Regions from separate parts of the Homo sapiens genome. Here region 1 is linked to region 2. The links are chromatin contacts, found by Hi-C or POLR2A ChIA-PET in ENCODE. All regions are on one chromosome and are shown on one strand. The core of a region is the stretch at or near the end of the contact, and the rest is flanking DNA. Distances in the headings are between cores, read along the strand shown. Region 1 overlaps SMG9 (SMG9 nonsense mediated mRNA decay factor). Region 2 holds the start of ZNF576 (zinc finger protein 576).

The links. A loop is a pair of places that touch in the nucleus more often than their neighbours do. ChIA-PET counts read pairs that join two places held with the same protein, here RNA polymerase II (POLR2A). Pooled maps may share reads with other maps.
Region 1: a loop to region 2 is called in a pooled map, with 10 times the contacts of the local background. The contact joins the enhancer-like site here to the promoter of ZNF576 in region 2. A Hi-C loop is called at or near these places in 4 of 50 pooled maps. POLR2A ChIA-PET finds 5 or more read pairs at or near these places in 7 of 52 experiments (GM10248, HEK293, PC-9 and 3 more).

What each region holds. Positions count from the first base shown.
Region 1 is chr19:43,722,984-43,729,173 of GRCh38, reverse strand. It overlaps SMG9 (SMG9 nonsense mediated mRNA decay factor), which reads left to right. Exons shown (of 14, transcript NM_019108.4): 14 at 1-1,191. Among named protein-coding and RNA genes, the nearest start is that of IRGC, 10 kb to the right of the region's middle. Within about 2 kb of position 2,258, at least 5 of the 41 ENCODE cell types and tissues checked have a DNase peak (open chromatin) inside an H3K27ac peak, as active enhancers do.
Region 2 is chr19:43,594,747-43,601,270 of GRCh38, reverse strand. It overlaps ZNF576 (zinc finger protein 576), which reads right to left and starts at 4,676. Exons shown (of 3, transcript NM_001145347.2): 1 at 4,528-4,676; 2 at 4,078-4,177; 3 at 114-2,440. The coding sequence starts at 4,162. The coding sequence ends at 2,013. It overlaps IRGQ (immunity related GTPase Q), which reads left to right and starts at 5,137. Exons shown (of 3, transcript NM_001007561.3): 1 at 5,137-5,289; 2 at 5,931-6,462. The coding sequence starts at 5,933. RefSeq lists enhancers at 4,642-5,061, 5,462-5,531, 5,717-6,513.

The DNA.
Region 1 (6,190 bases), core at 1,009-3,508, 130 kb before region 2:
ACCTCCAGGGTTTTGTGCAGGGGCTGGCTCGTTGAGGCAGTTTGACAGAGGAGTCAAACTGGCAGTAGCCTTCTGAACAGTGGGTAAGTATGTACCGGTCACCCGCCACCCCCTTTACATCCAGCAGAGGACTCAGGCTGATGCTGCCAGCAGGCCACTGTGGACACCAGCTAGATATACTGCTGCAGGGAGGCCTTCTGCTCTAGGATGGGCTGCAAGATGGGCCTGGCCACCAGGAATGCCTGCTGCTTGTGGCTCTCCAGTCCCTTCATCATTCCCAGCAGGTGGAACTCACGCTTTTCAATTCAGACACAGGAATACATTGGTATCCTTCTCACCCTCCACTGCAGGAAACATGAGCACCGCTCAATCAGCTTCTACACTGGAGCAGGCCATGTTGTGCTGGCAGCTGCCTGGGCTCAAGCGCCTGTCATGAGCGCAGCACTTGGCCTAAGAATGTCAGCCCTGCAGCCAGGCTGCCTATGTTCAGATCCCAGCCTTGCCATCTACCACCTGTGTGGCATTGGACAAGTTGCTAAAGCTTGCTGGGCATCTGTTTTGTCTGCAAAATAAGGTGATGATTGTACCTACCTCCTAGGGGTGTTGTGGTGATTAATTGAGTTCATAATGGTGTCTGTTTTAGTCGGTTCTTGCATTGCTGTAAGGAAATACCTGAGACTGGGTAATTTATAAAGAAAAGGGGTTTAATTGGCTCAGAGTTCTGCAGGCTGAACCAGAAGCATGGTGCTGGCATCTGCTCGGCTTCTGGGGAGGCCTCAGGAAACTTACAATCATGGCGGAAGGTGAACTGGGAGCAGGTACTTCACATGCCCAGAGCAGGAGCAAGAGGGGGCAGGTGGCACACACTTTGAAACCACGAGCTCTTACAACAGATTCACTATTGTGAGGACAGTACCAAGGGGCTGGCGCTGAACCATGAGAAACCACCCCCATGATGCCGTCCCTCCCGCCAGGCCCCACCTCCAACAGTGGTGACTACAAACTACAAGTTGACATGAGATCTGGTGGGGACACAGATCCAAACCATATCAGTGCCTGACCTATGCTGAGCCTCAATAAATGTTAAATGCCACCATCATCCACAGGTGCCAGGTCTGCATTGGGCACATAGCATTTTGCAATCCTCTAACTTTGCAAATAAATGAGCCAATACATACTCTTTCTCCTTAATGCAAGCGATTGGTCTCTATCACCAGTGACTGAGAAGTGCCGACTGTTAGGGAATGGCAGCTAAAAAGCATTATTTCACTACAAAGTCTAGTTCAGTCATGCGCTGGTACCGGGGGTGACCTCTTTTCCCACTCTGGGCCTCTGCTGGAAGACGAAGGGGAAGGGGTGGGCAGTATCTCAAGGGTCCAGGCTCTCCTTCTCTGCCACCAGTACCCCAGAGCATGTCCCTGACCTTCCAGCTACTGTTGACAGCCATCCAGGATCTGGCTGAGCCCACTCTCCTCAGAGAAGGTGCTGGGGTGGCAGCTTTGGGGGTGGCAAACTCCATCTTGGAGCAGAGGAAGGAGAAACGCCCTGCTGCAGGATCTCGCGAGCCAGCTGGGCATGGCCGGTGGTCAAATGCTCTGATGCAATGATAATGAGGATGTAACGGTCCAGCAGCACCTGCTGGAGGTACTTGTCAGCCTAAAAAGTGGGCGTGCCTATGCCTGGCCGGTCTGATGATGACCGTGGGTGCGGGTAGGGTGTAGGGTCCACAGCCATTTCTATCACAGCCATGCAGGCTGAGTTAGGGTCTTTATTTCGTAGCCTCTCATGATATTGACAGGTCAACTTGCCTGAGCCTGTGCCCTTGGTAGTGCCAGCGTGCAGCCTGCATTCTCCCGTGAACAAAGTGTGGCCTGCAACTTGGCAGCAACTGCTGGCAGATTCCCCATCTTGCGGGCCTCCGTCAGAGCCCTGGCTGCCTCTCACGACAGCATCAGTATCTTGAACTGGCTGAGGGCTGGCTGGGCTGTACTTGCCATGGGTTGCCTGACCCCTAGTTCTCCAGCTTCAGAACGTGGTGACCCTTAGCAGAACAGGGGAGGGAGTATTTTCACCCTGAGTTACCCATTCTCCAATCCCTCTGCATGCCTGTCATAAATGTGTTACAATATACTTGCTGCCTTGGCATCCACTTTTAGGCCTGACATACATTGTTTGAAACTCAACGAAACCTCATCACCTTGGCCTAGTAAAACTTCCCCTTCCCCTTGTGGCTTGCAGTTTAGCCCACTTGTTCCTCATCTCACCAATCCAAAATCCAACAACATCCTACAGTGGCTGACCATGGCCCTATGGGATGGTCAACATCAGAGCGATGTAAATAAGTTCCCCCTTCAAGCGTGTTTTCTTTAAAATAGCCAATCCACAACCACCATGGGAAAGCCTAAGGGAATACAGGCATAGGCCCACAGGTTGTTTTTTTTTTTTTTTTGAGACGGAGTCTAGCTCTGTTGCCCAGGCTGGAGTGCAGTGGCGCAATCTCGGCTCACTGCAACCTCTGGCCTCCCGGGTTCAAGTGATTCTCCAGCCTCAGTCTCCCGAGTAGCTGGGATTACAGGTGCCCGCCACCACCCCTGGCTAATTTTTTGTATTTTTAATAGAGATGGGGTTTCACTATATGTTGGCCATGCTGGTCTCGAACTCTTGACCTCAGGTGATCCACCCACCTTGGCCTCCCAAAGTGCTGGGATTACAGGTGTGAGCCACTGCACACAGCTCTCCATGACTGTTTGACACTATCTTTTGATTCCCTAAAAAATGTTTACAAGAATTTCCGCTAGATAATGCTGAACTGGCTGAACTATGGATATAGATGGATCGTATCTGAAAGATGACAATGGTAAAAACTGTGTAAGATATGTAGTTACCACTTCCTTCGAAGTTGCTGAAGCCGCCCCTTACCTGTGGCTACTTTTTTTTTTTTCTTTTGAGATGGAGTCTTGCTCTGTTGCCCAAGCTGGAGTACAGTGGCGCAATCTCAGCTCACTGCAACCTCTGCCCACTGGATTCAAGCAATTTTCCTGCCTCAGCCTCCCGAGTAGCTGGGATTACAGGCACCCACCACCATGCCCAGCTAATTTTTTTGTATTTTTAGTAGAGACAGGGTTTCGTCATGTTGGCCAGTCTTCCTGAACTCCTGACCTCAAGTAATCTGCCTACCTCGGCCTCCCAAAGTGCTGGGATTACAGGTGTGAGCTGCTGCGCCTGGCCCCTGTGGCTACTTTTGCACGAAAAGCTAAACTCACTGCCCTTGCTGGCCTCCTCGTGAAAGGGCAATCTGTTACTCTATACAGATAGTAGATATGCCTTTGGGGTTGCTCCTGATTTTGGACTGCTATGGAAATGAAGGGGTTTACTCACGTCCACTGGAGGTCAAATTAAAAATGGATCCTATGTACGGGACTTACTGGATGCCATCCAGCTGCCAGCTGCCTTGGCTATTATGGAAACTCCCGGACATTCAAGGTTAACCTCTGCGGAAGCTAGAGGAAACAGTCTTGGCTGATAATGCCGCAAAGGATGCTGCTGTTAAAGGTTCGGTTCCTCAAATCTCTCTTGAGGCCCAGCTAAAAGAGCCACCAAAAGGTGATCTAAAAATGATTACCAAAGATGCACAAAATTGGGCACCAGAAACGGAAGAACAAAATTGGAAAGATCACACTGCTAGTTCAATGATTTGAAAAAAAAAAAAAAAAAAAAAAAAAAGCTGTGTTTAAGGCCTGATAACCAGTTCTCTCCAAGTCAATATTCTTAACTACAGTACATAATCTGACCCACTGGGGAACTTACAAATTGTTTTATGAAACAATATTAGGGGGAGTGACATTAAAAGAAGCTGTACTGGCCAAGTGCAGTGGCTCTCGGGCCTGTAATCCCAGCACTCTGGGAGGCCGAAGGGGGCGGATTGCTTGAGTCCAGGAGTTCGAGACCAGCCTGGGCAACATAGGGAAATCGTGTCTCTACTAAAAATATCAAAATAAGTAGTTTCAACTACTGGGGAGGCTGAGGTGGGAGAGTCACCTGAGCCTAGGAGATCAAGGCTGCAGTGAGTGGAGATCGTGCCATTGCACTCCAGTCTGAGTGACAGAATGAGACCCTCTCTCAAAAAAAAAAAAAAAAAAAAAAAAAAAAGCTGCCAAAAAAAAAAAAAAAAGCCTATTTGGCACTTGTGCCACCTGCCGTAAGTTTAACTCAGGAAAATGTGTACATCCCGATCCTGGACATTTTAATCTACCTAATGGGCCCTTCAAGGTTTGGCAAATGGATTTTATCCAACTACCCACTTCCGTGTGTGTGTGTGTGTGTGTGTGTGTGTGTGTGTGTGTATATATATATATATATATATATATGTACTAGTAACAGTTTGCACATTCTCCTATTGGGTAGAGGCTTTCCTGGTAGACAAGCCACTGCTTCAGCTGTGGCCAAAATTCTCCTGGAAAAAAAGTATTCCCACCTAGGGAACTCCCCTTGAAGTACATCGTGATCAGGAGCCCATTTTACTGGCCATATAATAAAACAAGTGAGTTCAGTTTGGCCAATTTCTCAGCATTTCCACTGTCTACAATCCCCAATCTTCTGGCTCAGTGGAACAAACAAGGGGAACTATAAAAACCCAGTTGGATGGCCGGGCACAGTAGCTCACCCCTGTAACCCCAGCACTTTGGAAGGCTGAGGCAGGCAGATCACTTGAGATCAGGAGTTCAAGACCAGCCTGGCCAACATGGTGAAACCCCATCCCTATTAAAAATACAAAAATTAGCCAGGTGTGGTGGTACACGCCTATAATCCCAGCTACTTGGGAGGCTGAGGCAGGAGAATTGCTCAAACCCAGGGGACAGAGGTTGCAGTGAGCTGAGATCAAGCCGCTGCACTCCAGCCTAGGTGATAGAGTGAGACTCCATTTCAAAACAAAAAAACAAAAAACCCAGTTGGCAGAATTTATCTACACCTTCCTTGACCTAAGTTCCTCCTTTGGTATTATTAAATCTAAGGGCCACTCTCTTTGGGGCTCATAAACTTTCACCTTTGGAAATAGTCACAGGCCATCCTATGCACTTGGCCTCCTCTGCTTTTGACCCTTAATTGATAAAAGGAGACATATCCATCTGGGTGCAGTGGCTCACACTCGTAAAATCCTAACACTTTGGGAGGCTGAAGCAAGGGGATCGCTTGAGTCCAGGAGCTCGAGACCAGCTTGGGTAACATGGCAAAACCCTGTCTCTACAAAAACACAAAAATTAGCTGGGTGTAGTTGTGTGTGCACCTGTAGTCCCAGCTACTCGGGATGCTGAGACGGGACGATCACTTCAACCGGGAGGCAGAGGTTGCAATGAGCCAAGATCCCGCTACCGTACTCCAGCCTGGGCACCAGAGGGAGACACTGTCTCAAAACAAAAACAAAAAAACAAAAAAAAACAAAACAGACATACTTCAATATTAATAAAGCCTTACTAAGGTAAAGGCATTAATAAAGCAATGGATAGAAATCATATTTTGATAGAACAATCTTTCCACAGCACAATCATAGGAGACAAAGACCTACAACACCATGATCTGCAGCCTGGCGACTTTGTCTATTGGAAAAGACACGTACGCAAGAATTCTATCCAGCCTTACCAGAAAGAGCCACATTAAGTCCTTCTCACCAATCCCTGTGCTGCCAAACTAAAGGGCATTGACTTCTGTATCCACATCTTTCATATTTATTTATTTATTTATTTTTGAGATGGGGTTTTGCCCAGGCTGGAGTGCAGTGGCATGATCTCGGCTCACTGCCACTTATGCCCACTGGGTTCAAGCGATTCTCCTGCCTCAGCCTCCCAAGTAGCTGGGATTACAGGTGCCTGCCACCACGCCCAGCTAATTTTTGTGTTTTTAGTGGAGATGGAGATGGGGTTTCACCATGTTGGCCGGGCTGGTCTTGAACTCCTGACCTCAAGTAATCCGCCCACCTCGGCCTCCCAAAATGCTGGGATTACGGGCGTGAGCCACTGCGCCCAGCCTATTTTTTCTTTTTTTGAGATAGGATCTCATTCTGTCACCCAGGCTGGAGTGCAGTGGCACGATCATGGCCCATTACAGCCTTGACCTCTGAGGCCCAAGTGATCCTCCCACCTCAGCCTCCTGAGTAGCTAGGCCTACAGGCGCGTGCCACATGCCTGGCTAGTTT
Region 2 (6,524 bases), core at 3,427-5,926:
TTAAAATCTCTGTTGCAACTATGCAGATCTGCTGTTCTAGGCAAAAGCAGCCATCAACGATACATAAGTGAATGAGTATAAAACTGTTCAAATAAAATTTTATTTGCAAAACCAGGCAGCAGGCTAGAGTTGGCCATAGTTTGCAGACCCCTGTCTTAGGCTGTAAATTCTGTTGCATGTGACAGAGACCCAAAATAATGGTGGCTTAAATAAGATAGAAGTTTCTTTCTTAGATAGCAATATGGAAGTGGGCTGGTATGGTGGCTGTGCTCCTTGAAATTGACGAGAGACCCAGGCTCCTATCTTGTTGCTCTGTCTTCCCACGTGTTGCTCTTATCCTTATGGTCTGAGATGGCTGGATACCATTTCCGTATTACAGTTAGGAAGGTGGAAAAAAGGTATGTCCCTTTCTTTTCTTTTTTTTTAAACAGTCTCACTCTGTCACCCAGGCTGAAGTGCAATGGCACGATCTTGGCTCACTGCAACCTGTCTCCCAGGTTCAAGCAATTCTCCTGCCTCAGCCTCCCAAGTAGCTGGGATTACAGGCATATGCCACCACACCCGGCTAATTTTTGTATTTTTGGTAGAGACAGGGTTTCACCATGTTGGCCAGGCTGGTCTCAAACTCCTGACCTCAGGTGATCCACCGGCCTCAGCCTCACAAAGTGCTGGGATTACAGGCGTGAGCCACTGTGCCCAGCCGTCCCTTTCTTAAGCTTGACTGTTCTACCCAGGAATTTAGCCAGAAATCAGTCACAAGGCCACATCTAGCTGCAAAGGAATCTGGGAAATGCAGTCTTTTCAGCTACTGTGTGCCTAGCTAAAAACAGAGACAGTGATCAGTCTACCACATCCACCTCACCTGTGGGCTTTAAAAACATCCCTCAACATAAACAGAGTCTATAAGTATTATATGCAAGGCATCGACCATTGTCTGCAGGTGCAGGGCAGGTAACTAAGGGGGTAAAACTGGCCTGGTGGGACTCATCTCCAGTTGAGGGTGACACCCACTGCTCCCTCCAGCCTGTTGTAACTTCTGTCCTGCCCCTGCTGACAATGTCAGCCTAGGTTGGGCCTTTCAAGAGAGCTGAAAATAGGATCTTAATGGGAAATCTCCCAGTGTTGGCCAAATAAAACCCGAAACAGAAGGTATCTCTGTTTGATTCCAAACCAGTTTCCCCACAAAGCGAGGCCAACTCTGGCCTGAGTTCCCCCACCTGCCCACACCCTTATGTTCTCTGGAAATTCCCACTCAAAAGCCAGAGCTCCCTGTTTAGACATTTTAATATGGATGTTTTCTGTTTTTAGATACTATTCCTGTTAGCTTATTCATACCATTTCACCTACACATATGAAAAAAATATTTCAGGACTAGAATGATATACAAAATTATTTCAACGAGACATAAATTATCGGGGGACTAGTGCCATCTAGTGCCATGGCCCCTCTAAGTGAGGATGGCAGGGGGTGGAAAAGAGACACAAGGACTCCAATTGCTACCCCCACTCAATTGGGGTCCAGCTCCCAACTTTGCTGCCCCATCCCCAAAAGCCCAAGTTGCTCCACATCTGGAACTCACCTGGTGGCATTACAGGCCAGCAACACCTCACCTTTCCTGCCCCCATTCAGGCAAAGGTCCAGGGCAATTTGCTCCCATAGCCCATGGCATCCATCTGGGAAGAATGAAGGGTGATGGCACAATCTGCAGCTAGGTATTTAACTGGGAATAAGGGAGACACAAACCATTTCTCTCCCGCACTCCCTTCCCATTTTTTTTTTTTAACAAAAGATCTCATTATTATCTGATTTCACTGTCTCACGAAGGCCCTGTGTGCTCCAAAGACTGAAGCTCTAAATAAGAATCTTCTGGGTCCTCTTTATTAAGAGCCCTCTGCCTTCCCAGGGGAGGGAAGCAAATCCTTCAGGGCCCCCAGAGTTCCTGCACCCCATATCATGGGTGAGTCCTACCAGCCACAGAGCCACCCGTCACCGTGGAGAGGCTTAAGCTGCACTCAGAGCTCCCCCCGGGCATGCCGAATGTAGTGTTGATGCAGCCCTGCTTCCTGAGCAAAGTCCTGACCGCACTCTGTGCAGGCGAAGGTGCCAGGAGGGGCACGGACCTCATGCATCTGGCGGTGCCGCCTCAGAGAAACAGCCTGCCCAAAGGTCTTGCCACAGTCAGGACAAGGGAAGGTGGGCTGGGCAGTAGTGGTTGCAACCGGCAGGGTGGGCTTGGCGGCTGGACCGTGGCTGCGCTGGTGGGTGATTAGGGCTTTGGAGGAGGGGAAGGAGCGGGCGCAGGTGAAGCAGATGAAGAGGACCCCCTGCAGCTTCTGGGCCACGAAGTCCGCTGGGTGCTCCCGCTTCATGTGACGCTCCTGGAACTTGGAATCTGCGAAGGTGATGAGGCAGCGGGTGCACTTCGGGGCCCCCAGGTGGCCTGAGGAATGTGGGGGAGAGGTCAGGGGAGGCCAGCAGGAGTCTCCAAGACCTCTTCCTGAACCCCAGAATCACACCAACAATTAACATTGAATGTGTTATGTGCTAGGTTCTATGCTAATGCTGGACAACCAAACAGGAGAACTGTTCTTGCACCTATTTTATGGATGAGCAAACTGAGATTCAAAGAGGTTAGGCAAGTTGCCCATAGTCATGAGGCTAGGAAAGGAAATGGTGGAGCCAGGGTTGGAACCCAGAGAGTCAGCCTGCCCAACAGAGGGGTATGGTGATTACAGCACAGCCTTTGGAGCCAGACTGCTTGGGATTGAATCTCACCTCCACCACTTCCTAGGCAATTACACCAGTTTCCTTATCTGGAAAATGGGCTAATAACAGTATCTACTCCATAGGACCGTTGGAAGGAATAAATGAATTGCTGTACAGTCATTTGCAATTATGACTAATGATACAGAGAAATCCAGCCCGACATCCAGGATCTGGCCTGGTACTCACAGCTAGACCTTGGTGTTCTGTTGAACATAAATTTTCACAGAATATCAAGGACAGACAAGGCCACGCTGTGACTAAAATGAATCAAGACAAGACTACATCATCATAATGTCTGAGCACAGACAAAATATGAATACTGTCCAAGCAGAAAAATGACCAAACATCCTCCTATCCTGGCTAATGTGAATGTCTGCTGCTGCTTTATCAGTCAGAGCTTGAGCCTCGCCTCCTTCCTTCCTCCTTCTGGGTAAGATTTATTACGATAGCCAATCATAGAATTGCCCCTGCTTCCTGGTAGCATCCAATCCAGAGCAAAACAATTTTGCTTGAACCTTCCCCAAAATCACCACCCACAAGCCCAAATCCTGTGTCGTTTTTACCATTCTTAGTGAGACACCCCACAGTCCCCCCATGGTCTGTGTTCATTGCAGTGAGAAACCCAACGTGTTCAACTGCAGGTGTGTTCCTGGTAGTCTCTGGCTCAAGGGCATTGAGACTACAGCTCTTGTTACAAATACCTCTCTCTGCCTCAGTTCCCAGTTTAAAGGGCCTATTATTAGAAGGACTCAATGAGATAATGAATGTTAAAATGGTTCATAATATGAGAATAAATACACCTAGCTCATAATAAAACACTGAGCAGGAGGTGTTGCTATTACATGTCAAACTGGCTACCATCATTAACCCCTAGCTTTCCCCTTTGCTGCAGTTAATCCCATACCCACCCTGTGAGGTGGGAAGTACCACCCTCTTTTGACAGTCAAGGAAACCAAGGCCCAAGTTACACTGAAAGTCTAGGGCAGAGTTGGGACCAGAATCTTGGGGTTTCTCTCCCAATAGAACCATTCCCAGCCACATCTCCAACCCAAGCCTCTCCTGGAAGCCACCCTATCCCTCTGAATGCATAAGCATTGCAATCCTGCTTATGTGGCCAGAGGAGGGTGAGTACTCTGGCCACATAAGCTGGTGTGAGGAGATGCACTTCCTGCTAGAGCAGCTCAGGGACCATTACAGCCCCTTCTCAACAGGCAAAACTCTGTGGCGCCTTGGACACCGAAGTGCCACAGAGATCTTAGCATCAGCTCCTGCACCCCACCCTCCTCTAGCCCGCCAGCCATGTGTACTCACAGATGTTGCCTCCTGGGCTCTGGGGACTTCTCTCCTTGGGTGAATCCTGCTGCTTCATGTTCTCTTCAGGGTTCGGGTCCTCCATGGTGCTGGGACCCTTCTAGTCAGGAGAGGAGCGTGCATAAGTGAAGCTGTTCATCTGTTACCAGTCTTAGAGGGCACCCTAAGTCTATGACCTTTGACATCGCCAGAGGCTCTCCTTGCCTGCCTTTGACCCCTACGACATACTATCTCCTTGAACTCTAATTGATGGAGTTCTTGCTAAAAGAAGCTTCAAACCTCCCAAAGGACTGGATTTCCTGGGTTTGGGACTCCCCTAGAGTCTTCTCACTGGTGTGACCTATGACCTGCTGCATCAAACTAACTCCCTGAACTCAGCGTGGAAGCCTTGATCTTTGACACCAGCGTCATCCCAATCTCAAGTGTCTTGGGGCAGGTAGTGATACCCACCCTTTATCCCAGTTCTTCCCGGGAAACATCCTCTGACATCCTGTGATTTTTGTTCCGCCCAGAGCCCCCGCCTCCCACGCGCGCTTGCAGCTGCTATCCCGCTACCCTCAAGCGCTGCCTACAGGTTCCTGCTCCCAGGCCTCAGTTTTCCTCCTTACAGCAGAGGGCTGCCTTTCGCTGCGCCTGTCAGCCGCTGGCTACAGCGCCGCCCCAGAGAGAAGTGGGATAGGGACCACTCAGTCTCAGGGCCCCCGTGGTTTCCGCGCCCTTTTGCCAGATGAGCCTCTCGGAGCCGAGATCCCGGATTTGCCATCCGGCAGTAGTATAGTCGCACCAGCCCGGTCCTCAAAATAACGGGAGGGGTCCTTCTCTGCCCTATGGCGCGTTTGATGACGTTCAGCCTCCCGCGGCTTAGCTAGCTAAGCCTTTTGCGCATGCGTGGGTAGGCTCTCGTGGCGCGCAGGCGCGTTGACTCATTCATTGTTCTAGGCCCTGAGGCCGCCAAAGAGGGGCGTGCACACTTCGGCCGTTCTGCGCAGGCGCGGCGAAGGGCTGGGTCTCTGCTGTCGGCCTTCCAAGACACACCCCCTTGGGAGAGGGAGTGACGTCAGGTTAAAGCTACCGGGACGGGTCCCGGCATCTCTAAATCACCGCTCCCTGGCCTCTTCGGCCTCCGTCCGCCGCGGCCCAGGGGCCGGGCTTCTCAGCTGCTGACCTACTGCCACCGACTGCGCTCTCTCCCGTGGGTCGGCTTTTTGCTCGGTTGGTGATTTGGAAGGGGGAAGGGGAAAGATGAAAATAACAATGTGTCCGAGGGAGGAGGGACTGGAAGCCAGATTTCTGAGGTTTTATTTTTATTTATTTTTCAGAGAGGGTCTTGCTCTGTCGCCTGGGCTGGAGTGCGGTGGTGTGATCACGGCCCACTGCAGCCTCCAAGTCCTGGGCTCAAGCGATCCTCCCGCCGCAGCCTTCCGAGTAGCTGGGGCTACAGGCGCACACCACCATGCCCGGCTAAATTTTATTTTTTATCGAGACGGAGACTCTACCAGAGAGTCCCCCCACATGTTGGCCAGGCTGGTCTCGAATTCCTGGCCTCAAGCGATCCTCCGGCCTCGGCCTCCCAAAGCACTGGGATTACAGGCATGAGCCACCGCGCCTGATTTCAGAGTTTTTGAAGCAGAAAGGGAAACGTTTCCATCTAGAGGGAGGGCGGACAGACAGGACGCCTGGGATTCTGGGGGAATAGGGTCTGGGCTCTGGATTTTTTAGGTCCTGGAGAGTGACACTCAAGAACCGAAGGGGACAGGGTGAAGGACTGAGGCCTGGGTTCCGAGTGGGGCGGCTAGGAAAGGAAAAGGCTAGGTGCTCCCTGACCCAGGTCTTCTCTACCCGTTGCTTTCCAGCCATGCCTCCGCCGCAGGGTGACGTGACCGCCTTGTTCCTGGGGCCTCCGGGCTTGGGGAAGTCCGCGCTGATCGCAGCGCTGTGCGACAAGGATGTGGAGACGCTCGAGGCCCCCGAGGGACGGCCGGACTCCGGGGTTCCCAGCCTAAGAGCTGCGGGCCCAGGCCTTTTTCTGGGCGAGCTGAGCTGCCCACCCGCAGCGCCGGGGCCCTGGGCGGCGGAAGCCAACGTGCTGGTACTGGTGCTGCCCGGACCCGAGGGGAACGGGGAACCGTTGGCTCCAGCCCTGGGAGAGGCAGCGCTGGCCGCCCTGGCCCGAGGGACCCCGCTACTGGCTGTGCGGAACCTCCGTCCTGGGGATTCACAGACTGCCGCCCAGGCCCGTGATCAGACAGCAGCTCTGCTGAACAGCGCGGGGTTAGGAGCTGCGGATCTGTTTGTGCTACCGGCGAACTGCGGCAGCAGCGACGGCTGCGAGGAGCTAGAGCGCCTCCGGGCGGCGCTGCAGAGCCAGGCAGAAGCGCTGCGGAGGTGAGTGCCGGCTTTCTGGCTGGGTCCGTTAGTCGAGACCCTAGGCACCTAGGTGCGACCAT